Linked DNA regions of Homo sapiens: region 2 is linked to region 1. Evidence: read pairs that join two places in POLR2A ChIA-PET (ENCODE). Cell type or tissue: A673. All regions are shown on one strand. Links, peaks and the distances in the headings refer to the core of each region. The heading gives the core; the rest is flanking DNA.

What was found. ChIA-PET counts read pairs that join two places held together with the same protein. Peaks named below come from ENCODE experiments on the same cell type or tissue, not always from the same donor. Only the 100,000 strongest peaks of a DNase experiment are listed, where the experiment ranks them.
Region 2: POLR2A ChIA-PET joins it to region 1 with 9 read pairs; 6 of 35 experiments call an interaction of 5 or more read pairs at or near these places.

The regions. Positions count from the first base shown.
Region 1 is chr19:6,338,338-6,343,709 of GRCh38, forward strand. It overlaps a transcript of ACER1 not described here. Among named protein-coding and RNA genes, the nearest start is that of ACER1, 7.4 kb to the left of the region's middle. In A673, for the core only: CTCF peaks have their summits at 2,421 and 2,629; a DNase peak (open chromatin) is centred at 2,294; H3K27ac peaks cover 1,128 bases.
Region 2 is chr19:6,283,942-6,289,313 of GRCh38, forward strand. No RefSeq gene overlaps it. Among named protein-coding and RNA genes, the nearest start is that of MLLT1, 6.7 kb to the left of the region's middle. In A673, for the core only: no CTCF peak of the experiment used is centred there; no DNase peak of the experiment used is centred there.

The sequences.
Region 1 (5,372 bases), core at 139-5,138:
TATACATGTGATATTATTGCATAGATTTGCTCCCATTTTTCTGAGAAAATGAAAAGAAAATTGTCTAACACATGAATGCATGGGAAAAGCTGTTGAAATCTGAATATGGTCTATAGGTCATATTTATATCACCTTTCTGGTTGTGAAAATGTATAGTTATAAAAGAGGTACCACTGGGAGAAACTGGATGAAGATTACCTGGGATTCTTCTATATTATTATTGCAGGTTCCTGCAAGTTTATAATTATTCCATTTTTTTTAATGTGTTTGATAGAGGGTCTCACTCTGCTGCCAGGCTTGAGTGCAGTGGTGCAATCACAGGCCACTGCAGCCTCAACCTCCTGGGCTCAAGTGATCCTCACACCTTAGCCTCCCAAGTAGCTGGGACTACAGGCCAGGCAAATTTTTTCTATTTTTTGTAGAGACAGGTTCTCACTATGTCTCCCAGACTGCTCTCTAATTCCCGAGCTCAAGCGATCCTTCCACCTCAGCCTCCCAAAGTGCTAGAATTACATGTGTGAGCCACCGCACCTGGCCTTAAAATCTTTTTTTTTTTTTAAGACCGAGTCTCTTCCTGTCATCCAGGCTAGAGTGCAATGGTGCAATCTCGGCTCACTGCAACCTCCGCCTCCTGGGTTCAAATGATTCTCCTGCTTCAGCCTCCCGATAGCTGGGATTACAGGCGCCCACCACCACGTCGGGCTAATTTTTACATTTTTAGTAGAGATGGGGTTTCAGCATGTTAGCCAGGCTGGTTTGGAACTCCTGACCTCAGGTGATCCGCCTGCCTCAGCCTCCCAAAGTGCTGAGATTACAGGCATGAGCCACCGCACCCAGCCTAAAAATCTCTTTTTATAAAGGGATTGATTTAGATTTTTAATTAATACATGAATGGATAAACACAATGTGTGTGGTTCATCCATACCGTGGAATATTATTCAGCCCTGAAAAAGGAAGGAAATTCTGATACAGGCAACAACGTGGATGGACTTTGAGGACATCAAGCTGGGTGAAATAAGCCAGACATAAAAGGACAAATCCTGTGTGATCCCACTCCTAGGAGGTCCCCAAAGTCCTCAGAGTCACAGAGACAGGAAGTAGAACGGGGGGTATGAGGGGCTGGGGAGGGGGATAGGGAGTGAGTGTTTCTTGGGGACAGAGTTTCAGTTTGGAAAGATGAGAAAGTTCTGGAGGGGATGGTGGTGATGGCTGCATAGACATGCGAATGTGCTTAATGCCGCTGAACTATGCATTTGATGATTAAAATGATCAGTTTCGTGTTATGTATCTTTTACCACAATTTTACAAAGTAATGATTTAGGGTTTTTGTTTTTGTTTTTTGTTTTTTGAGATGGAGTCTCTCTCTGTTGCCCAGGCTGGAGTGCAGTGGTGCGATCTCGGCTCACTGCAAGCTCCGCCTCCCGGGTTCACGCCATTCTCCTGCCTCAGCCTCCCGATGGGACTACAGGCGCCCGCCACCACACCCGGCTAAGTTTTTTTTGTATTTTTAGTAGAGACGGGGTTTCACCGTGTTAGCCAGGATGGTCTTGATCTCCTGACCTCATGATCCGCCCGCCTCAGCCTCCTAAAGTGCTGGGATTACAGGCGTGAGCCACCACGCCTGGCCTGATTTAGGTTTTTAAAAGAGGGGTTTGGGGCTGGGCGTGGTGGCTCACACATGTAATCCCAGCATTTTGGGAGACTGAGGCAGGTGGATCACTTGAGGTCAGGGTTCAAGACCAGCCTGGCCAACATGGTGAGACACCGTCTCTACTAAAAATAAAAAAAATAAAATTAGCCAGGCGTGGTGGTGCGTGCCTGTAATCCCAGCTACTCGGGAGGCTGAGGTACGAGAATCACTTGAGCCTGGGAGGTGGAGGTTGTAGTCAGCCAAGATCGCGCCACTACACTCCAGCCTGGGCATAGAGCAAGACTCTGTCTCCAAAAAAAGAAAGAAGGAAGGAAGGAAGGAAGGAAGGAAGGAAGGAAGGAAGGAAGGAAGGAAGGAAGGAAGGAAGGAAGGAAGGAAGGAAGGAAGAAAAACAGAACTAAAGCTTGACCTGACTCTGTATAGCACCCCTCCACAAACATACACCATTTAGCTACAGCCCTAGCCCCCAAATCCGCTTCCCAGGTGGACCAGGAGGGCAAACAGACACCACCACTGCCACCCCAGCTCCCCAGTAGCGACCCTGACTCCTTCCCCATGGAGTAATTTTGAAACAGTCTCTGCTCTGTGTGTGGGTGGAGCAGATGGTCTCTGAGGCCCCTTTCTGCTCATAGCTGGAACAGGACCCAGCTGCTGAGATCCTGAATCTTGGCGAGGGTTTAATAGCAGGCAGTAAGGTAGTGACTGGCACCCACGCCCAGCCCAGACCGGAGAACTTGAGTGATCATGGTGCTGACTAGGGAGGACAGAGCAGCCAGGAAGGTGGGTGGGAGCCGGGGGAGAGCTCTTCCCCCGCTAGGGGGAGAGAAGGGGCTAGAGAGAGGGTGACAAACAGAGGCGTGTGAGCTCTCAGCGGTTATTGTAACAAATGCCACCAATGTAATGGCTTAGAACAGCACACACTTATCATCTTACCTTTCTACAGGTCAGGACTCTGAAATGAGTCTTATAGGCTAAAGGTGTCATCACAGCTGTGTTCCTGGTGGAGGCTCCAGGAGAGACCTCGTTTCCTGCCCCGTCCAGTGTCTAGAGGCAACCCATGTCCTGTTCTCCACCTTCACAGCCACAGTGCAGCCTCTTCCAGTCTCTCTCTGACTTTGTTCTTTTCTTTTGAGACGGAGTCTTGCTCTGTTGCCCAGGCTGGAGTGCACTGGCGCGATCTCGGCTCACTGTAACCTCCACCTCCAGGGTTCAAGCAATTCTTGTGGCAGGAGAATCGCTTGAACCCAGGAGGTGGAGGTTGCAGTGAGCCAAGATTTCGCCACTGCAAACCAGCCTGGGCAACAGAGCGAGACTCCATCTCAAAAAAAACAACAACAAAAAACCAGTCTAGGCAACATAGGGGACCCTGTTTCTACAAAACATTAAAAAGTTAGCCAGTGGGGGTACACACGTGTGGTCTTAACTTCTCAGGAAGCTGAGATGGGAAGATTGCTTGAGCCTAAAGGTCGAAGTTGCAGTGAGCTATGTGTGCACCACTGCACTCCAACCTGGGCCACAGAGCAAGACCTTGTCTCAAAAAAAAAAAAAAGAAAAAAAAAGAAAAAGAAAAAGAAAAAAGGAACTATACCCATCTTAGCATTGGGCTTTTTTTTGTTTTCTTTTGTTTTGTTTTGTTTTGTTTTTCTTTTTGTTTTGAGATGGAGTCTTGCTCTGTCACCTAGGCTGGAGTACAATGGTGCAGCAGCCTCCACTCACCACAACCTCTGACTACTGGGTTCAAGCGATTCTCCTACCCCAGCCTCCCAAATAGCTGGGATTACAGGCACCCGCCACCATGCCCGGCTAATTTTTTTTATTTTTAGTAGAGACGCGGGTTTCACCAGGTTGGCCAGGCTGGTCTTGAACTCCTGACCTCATAATCTGCCTGCCTTGGCCTCCCAAAGTGCTAGGATTACAGGCGTGAGCCACTGCACCCAGCAGTGTTGGTTTTAATACTTGCTTTCTATTTATTTAGTAGCTTTCCATGTAGTGGAGCAATATAAAATTTCCTTTTGAAGTAAAGATATGCATTAATATTTGGAAAGTGTTTTTGGAAAATGAACTTGTTTAAAGACAGTGTTTAAGTCAATAATGGTTACCGTACAGATGGGGAAAATTTTAGTCTAACAATGCCCAAAGTCACAAAGGACATTATTGGGTAATTGGTGAAATTTGCACATGGAATATAAAGTAGATAATAGTATTGTGTCCATATTTATTTTCTGAAGTAGATAAATGAATTCTGGTTGTGTAAGAGAGTATCCTAGTTCTTTTTTTTTTTTTTTTTTTTTAAGATGGAGTTTCACTCTGTTGCCCAGGCTGGAGTGCAGTGGCTTGATCTTGGCTCACTGCAATTTCTGTTTGAGTTCGAGACCAGCCTGGGCAACATAGGCAGACTGTGTCTCTAAAAAAAAATAATAATAATCCATTTTAAAAACAAACTATTTCAGACCGGGAGTGGTGGCTCACACCTGTAATCCCAGCACTTTGGGAGGCTGAGGCGGGCGGATCACGAGGTCAGGAGATTGAGACCATCCTGGCTAACATGGTGAAACCCCGTCTCTACTAAAAATACAAAAAATTAGCCAGGCGTGGTGGCGGGCGCCTGTAGTCCCAGTTACTCAGGAGGCTGAGGCAGGAGAATGGCGTGAACCCAGGAGGTGGAGCTTGCAGTGAGCCAAGATCGTGCCACTGCACTCCAGTCTGAGCAACAGAGCAAGACTCAATCTCAAAAAAATAAATAAATAAATACAATAAAATAAAAACAAACTATTTCAAGATAAAAAGTTGTGGGTTTGTTTGTTTTGAGACGGAGTTTTGCTCTTGTTGCCCAGGCTGGAGTCCAATGGCATGATCTCGGCTCACTGCAACCTCCACCTCCCGAGATCAAGTGATTCTCCTGCCTCATCCTCCCGAATAGCTGGGATTACAGGCACCCGCCACTGTGCCCGGCTAATTTTGTATCTTTAGTAGAGACAGGGTTTCTCCATGTTGGTCAGGCTGGTCTCGAACTCCCGACCTCAGGTGATCCGCCCACCTTGGCCTCCCAAAGTGCTGGGATTACAGGCGTGAGTCACCGCACCCAGCCAAAAGTTTTTTCTTTAACTTGCCGATTCCGAGTACTGGTGAGGATGGGAAGTGGGGGAGTGGTGGAAATATGAAGAGGCCAACCACTTTGGAAAATAATTTGACATTACCTGAAGCATTACTGGGTACAGTAGTTCAACTGTTAGAACAAGACAATTCCACAAATATCAGTGTCCTAAAAGTTTACATCTCACATAAGCAAAGAGTATGGAGGGTGAAGCTGTCCCAGAAGGCTCAGGCAAGTGGGAATTTAGCAATCCAGGCCCCTTCCTTCCTTCTCATGATGCCTCCATCCCAGCATGTGGCCTCCATCCCAACACGTGACCTCCATCTCAACATGTGGCCTCCACTCCCAATATGTGGCCTCCACTTTCAACATGTGGCCTCCATACCCATCAAGTGGCATCCATCTCAACGTGGGGCCTCCACTCACAAAATGTGGGCTTCCTCCCAACTTGTGGCTCTAAATCCCAAAATGTGCCCTTTGCTCCCAACATGTGGCCTCCATACCCATCATGTGGCCCCCACCTCAACATGTGGCCTCCACTAACAAAATGTGGGCTTCCTCCCAACTTGTGGCTCTCAATCCCAACATGGCTTTGGTGTACCTCTATTGGTCAGAACTAGTCACATG
Region 2 (5,372 bases), core at 300-5,299, 54 kb before region 1:
ACTCGGGAGGCTGAGACATAAGAATTGCTTAAACCCGGGAGGCAGAAGTTGCAGTGAGCTCGGAGCCAGATTGTGCCGCTGCACTCCAGCCTGGGCAACAGAGTGAGACTGTGTCTCAAAAAAAAAAAAAACAAAAAAACCGTCTTGCCCAGGCTGGTCTCAAACTCCTGGGTTCAAGCAATCCTGCTGCCTCAGCCTCCCAAAGTTCTGGGATGATAGGTATAAGCCACTACACCGGGCCGTAACGGACTCTCGCTCTGTCGCCCAGGCTAGAGTGCAGTGGCACAATCTCTGCTCACTGCAAGCTCCGCCTCCTGGGTTCAAGCCATTCTCCTGCCTCAGCCTCCTGAGTAGCTGGGATTACAGGCATTCGCCACGACGCCCGGCTAGTTTTTTTGTATTTTTGGTAGAGACAGGGTGTCAACATTTGGCCAGGCTGGTCTCAAACTCCTGACCTTGTGATCCTCCTGCCTCGGCTTCCCAAAGTGCTGGGATTACAGGCGTGAGCCACCGTGCCTGGCCAAAAAATAAAATTTTTTTTAATCCTATCACTGGATGTAAGTAGATCAGTTGCTCTAAGTAGTCCCCAAAGCAGCAGTGTGAGCATCACTTGGGTATGTTGCTATAAATGCACATTCTGGTCTTCCCCCACCCTTGTTTATGGAACCAGAAATTCTAAGTGTTTGGACAGCAGTGGCTTAACCAACCCTACAGATGGTTCCAAGGCTCACCTAACTTTCAGAATCACTGTCCCAGGTAAAGGGACAAAATGGGAGTCAGGGGTAGCCATCTATCTTTTTTTTTTTTTTCTTTTTTTTTTTTTTGAGACAGAGTTTTGCTCTGTTGTCCAGGCTGGAGTCCAGTGGCAGTCTCAATTCACTGCAACCTCCACCTCCCAGGCTCAAGTGTTCCTCCTGCCTCAGTCTCCCAAGTAGCCAAGAATAAAGGCTCATACCACCATGCTCAGCTAATTTTTGTATTTTCTTTTTTTTGTGGAGACAGAGTCTTGTTATGTTTCTGAGTCTGGTCTTGAATTCCTGGGCTCAAGTGATCCACCTGCCTCAGCCTCCCAAAGTGCTGAGATTACAGGCATGAGTTACCATGCCTGGCCAGCATCTGTCTTTGAAGAAAGCTTGCAGGAAAGAACCTTTAGTCTACACTTGCTACAAATATGAGCTTCTGGAACTCAATCCCCTCCCCCTTATTCAGTTGGGAAATTACTGTTCACTTAGGTTCTAAATTGTTGGGAATTTTCAAAACTGCATCCCCTGGGCTCCCACTGGCTGAGGTGGAATACTTTGAACATCGAAAAGAATAATGGGGAAGGGCCGGGTGTGGTGGCTCACGCCTGTAATCCCAGCCCTTTGGGAGGCTGAAGAGGGCGGATCACGAGGTTAGGAGATTGAGACCATCCGGGCTAACACAGTGAAACCCCGTCTCTACTAAAAATACAAAACAAACAAACAAACAAACAAAAAAAAAACAATTAGCCGGGTGTGGTGGCGGGCGCCTGTAGTCCCAGCTACTCAGGAGGCTGAGGCCGGGGAATGGCATGAACCCGGGAGGCAGAGCTTGCAGTGAGCCAAGATTGCACCACTGCACTTCAGCCTGGGCGACAGAGTGAGACTCTGTCTCAAAAAAAAAAGAAAAAAAAAGAATAATGAGGAAGGAACTGAATGTCTACTGACACATGAGCGGATAAACTAAACATGGTTTATCCATGCAATAGAAGCTTATTCAACCTTAGAAAGGAAGAAAATAGGGTGTAGTGGTGTGCACCTGTAGTCCCAGCTACTTAGAAGGCTGAGACAGGAGGATTGCTTGAGCGCAGGAGTTTGAGGCTGCAGTGGGCTATGATTGCACTGATGGCAGTGGCTGGCCATCTGGACTGGCCACCACCATCTTACTAGCTGCAGCACAGAGGAATGGCCAGGACTGCATGTTCCATAGATCTGGCAGAAGCTGGTGACAAGTGGGAGCCCCGCCCCTTCTGCATTGGGGTGGGAGCTCCCTGGGTGGTGCTGCAGCCACTAAAGCCATGGCTACAGACCTGGGCATTACTGGGCTCTCAGGCCCAGAGGCAGGCAGGAGCCCCACCCTCCCAGGTGCAGCTGCAGCTGTCCAAACTGCAGCTGCAGATTAGGAGTCCCTGCACTCCTAGGGGCCCGGGAAGGTTCCCCCTGCCCTTGCAGGCTCAGAAATGTCTGCTTCCACTGCTTGGCTTCTCCCTGCTGTTGGTGCCCACTCCATCTCAAAGCAAAGTTGGGGCTGAGCCCCAGAGCTGTTGCAGCCAGGCAGGGTGTGCACAAACTTGGGGCAGCACAGACACACCAGCCCCCTGCTACCTCAGCCCCATCTGGACTTCGGGCACCAACGAGCATAGGAGGGAAGCCAAAGGGGGGGCTGAGGGCAGCTCAGTGCTGACCTGCATGCGCCCCTTGGCACCTATAGCCTGGGCACCATCAACAGCAGCAGGAGGTAGACAGGTTCCTGGATGGAAGGGGATGGGTCCCTGGTGAGGCCCCACCTTCAGGCCAGGGAGGGCCTGAAGGCTAGGGGCTGGGCTACCAGCCCCATGGACTGGAGTGGAAACATGTGATGCCTTTTCCAGGCCTGCTCATGGACCAATCAGCATGCATTTTTTCCCCTCTGAGGCCCATAAAAGCCCTGGGCTCAGCCAAAGCTGGGCAGATATCGGGATGACCAGCTTCAGAGAGCAGCTACCAACTCCAGGGCCTCCTCTCTGCTGAGAGCTGCAGAGACGTCGGGACTACCAGCTGCAGAGAGGAGCAACTCACTCTAAGGCCTCTTCTTTGCTAAGAGCTGGGATGAACATGGGATGACCTGCCTGCAGAGAGAAGCAACTCACCCCAGGGCCTCCTTCTGCTGAGAGCTGCAGGGAATGATGGCACAACCTGCTTGCAGAGAGGAGCTACCCACTCCAGGGCCTCCCCTCTGCTGAAAGCTGGGCAAGCAATGGGACAACCTGCCCGCAGAGAGAAGCTACCCACTCCAGGGCCTCCTCTTCACTGAGAGCCACAGAAAATGACAGGATGGACTGCCTGCAGAGAGGAGCTACCCAATCCAAGGCCTCCTCTGAGCTACTCTGTCGCTCAATAAAGCTCCTGTTCACCTTGCTCACCCTCCACTTGTCCACATACCTCATTCTTCTTGGGCACAGGACAAGAATTCAGGAACTGCTAAACAGCAGGGCTGAAAGAGCTATAAAACCCACAGGGCTGAAACATGCGCCTTGCCATGTTGTGGGTGAAGAGAAGGAGAGAAGAGCTGTGGCCCTTCAGGGACCTAGGAGCTCCCTGAGCCAGGGCTGTGACTCCCTCTTTGGACCCCAGTGTTTCCTATAGTCTCCAAGCTTCTGAGTGCCACTGCATTCCCTGGTGGCAGCTGTGGAAGCTGCTTATGGTGCACCTGGTCTGGCCGCAGCCTCTCAGAGAGCCAGGGCCCCTGCCAGCACCTGGAGCTGTCTGCTCTGCTGCAGCAGCTGGTGTGCCTGGCTGCATGCAGTGGCCGGACCTCATGCTTGCTTGCTTGCTCACACACCCCTCGCCCCTCCATGCCTGGCTTGCCCTTGGCAAGTGTGAGATCCAGGCTAGTAGTGTGAGCTGAGCACAGCCTGCCAGGCCGTGTGGGTGGAATGAGCCCAGTGGGCCCGAGCAAAACTCAGGCAAAGGTGCCACCAGCCACAGAGGTTTCCAACCAGAAATCAACACCCCAAGGATCCTGCAACATTTTTGAGGGCTCGTCCAGGATCTGCAGAAGGGTGAGTGAAAGGGTGAGTAAAAGCAGATCTGCTCTTTCTGTCCCTTTTTAGGAGTCCCTAAACTCAACAATAGCTAAAATGAAAGAAAAACACCAGGCCTCTATTAGCCAGTTAAAATTAACTAGCAGAGATGCTGGACTTAAAACATGGATGATAGCCTTGCTGGGGAGGACACTGTCAATCCCTCATCATCCTCAAGTGTTGAGAATGTTGGGTTTGTTTCAATCCCGTTTCCTTCCATGAGGTCTACCTGTTACATGGGACCAGAAGGAGGTCCTGGGGCAACTGAGGGTATCTGGCTGAGGCTATGCCTCAGTGTTATCCAAAGGCCCCTGGACTAACTCCTGAAACTCAAGTCCCTAAGCGCCCATTAGGGTGTTGTTGGCACTAGGACCTCCAGTCTCCTATCTTTCTTTCTTTCATGGTTGTCAAGGTTCTTATCTCTTCTTTTTTTTTTTTTTTTTTGAGATGGAGTCTTGCTCTGTCGCCCAGGCTGGAGTGCAGTGGCATGGCATGATCTTGACTCCTGACCTTAGGTGATCCACCCACCTTGACCTCCCAAAGTGTTGAGATTACAGGCATGAGCCACTGCACCCAGCTCCTATCTCTTCTTTATATACAACATTAAATTTCTGTGCGCACGCGTGTGTGTGTGTGTGTGTGTGTGTGTGTGTTTGAGACAGAGCCTTGCTCTGTCGCCCAGGCTGGAGTGCAGTGGTGTGATCTTATCTCACTGCAACATCTGCCTCCAAAGTAGTTGGGATTTCAGGCATGCACCACCATGCCTGGCTAATTTTTGTATTTTAATAGAGATGGGGTTTCACCATGTTGGGCAGGCTTGTCTTGAACACCTGACCTCAGGTCATCCACCTGCCTCGCCCTCCCAAAGGGCTGGGATTACAGGTATGAGCCACCGCATCCAGCCTACAATGTTAAATGTTAAGAATGTTGCTGCAAAACAGAGAAATTACTGGATAGAATGAGCATTTGGCTTAGTCATCAAAAGTATAAAATGGAAGGTTAAGAGTAGCACAGATGAGCAAAGTGTGCCTTGGTATCTGTACATAATTTTGTGGGAAAAATGTTATTGTCATTTCCTTGGTTGCCATCTTGGTGCAAGGCACCTTGAGGCACAGAACAGAAGCATGGCCTCAGGAAGGAAGCTTTTCTGTAAACACAAGGGCAAATAAATGGTCCAAGGTCCCATACATGCAGGCCTTCTTTGCCTTGCAGGGTAATCTGGACCTTTGCCAACATTGTAGGATTGATTCAGCTGTCCTAATGGCCTTCTCAGGAGAAGCTGCAAGGGGTAATCCCAGAGAAATAGGGAAGCATACCCCAGAGGTACCTCCAGCAGGGGAATCAATCCCCTCAACTCCTCCCTATCCAGGTTCTCTCTCAAGCTTGCCCCGGCATAGTAATCCTTGTTTAAGGCAGGTCCCAGTCTCAACTGCCCAAAAACAGATGCCTGGTGAATATGGTCCCATTGAAGTTCAGTTTTCCTTTTCTCTATAGAACTTAAGGCAAATTTAAGGGGAGATCTTGGCAAGTTTTCAGATGGCCCTCACAGGTATATAGAGAGTTTCCAGAA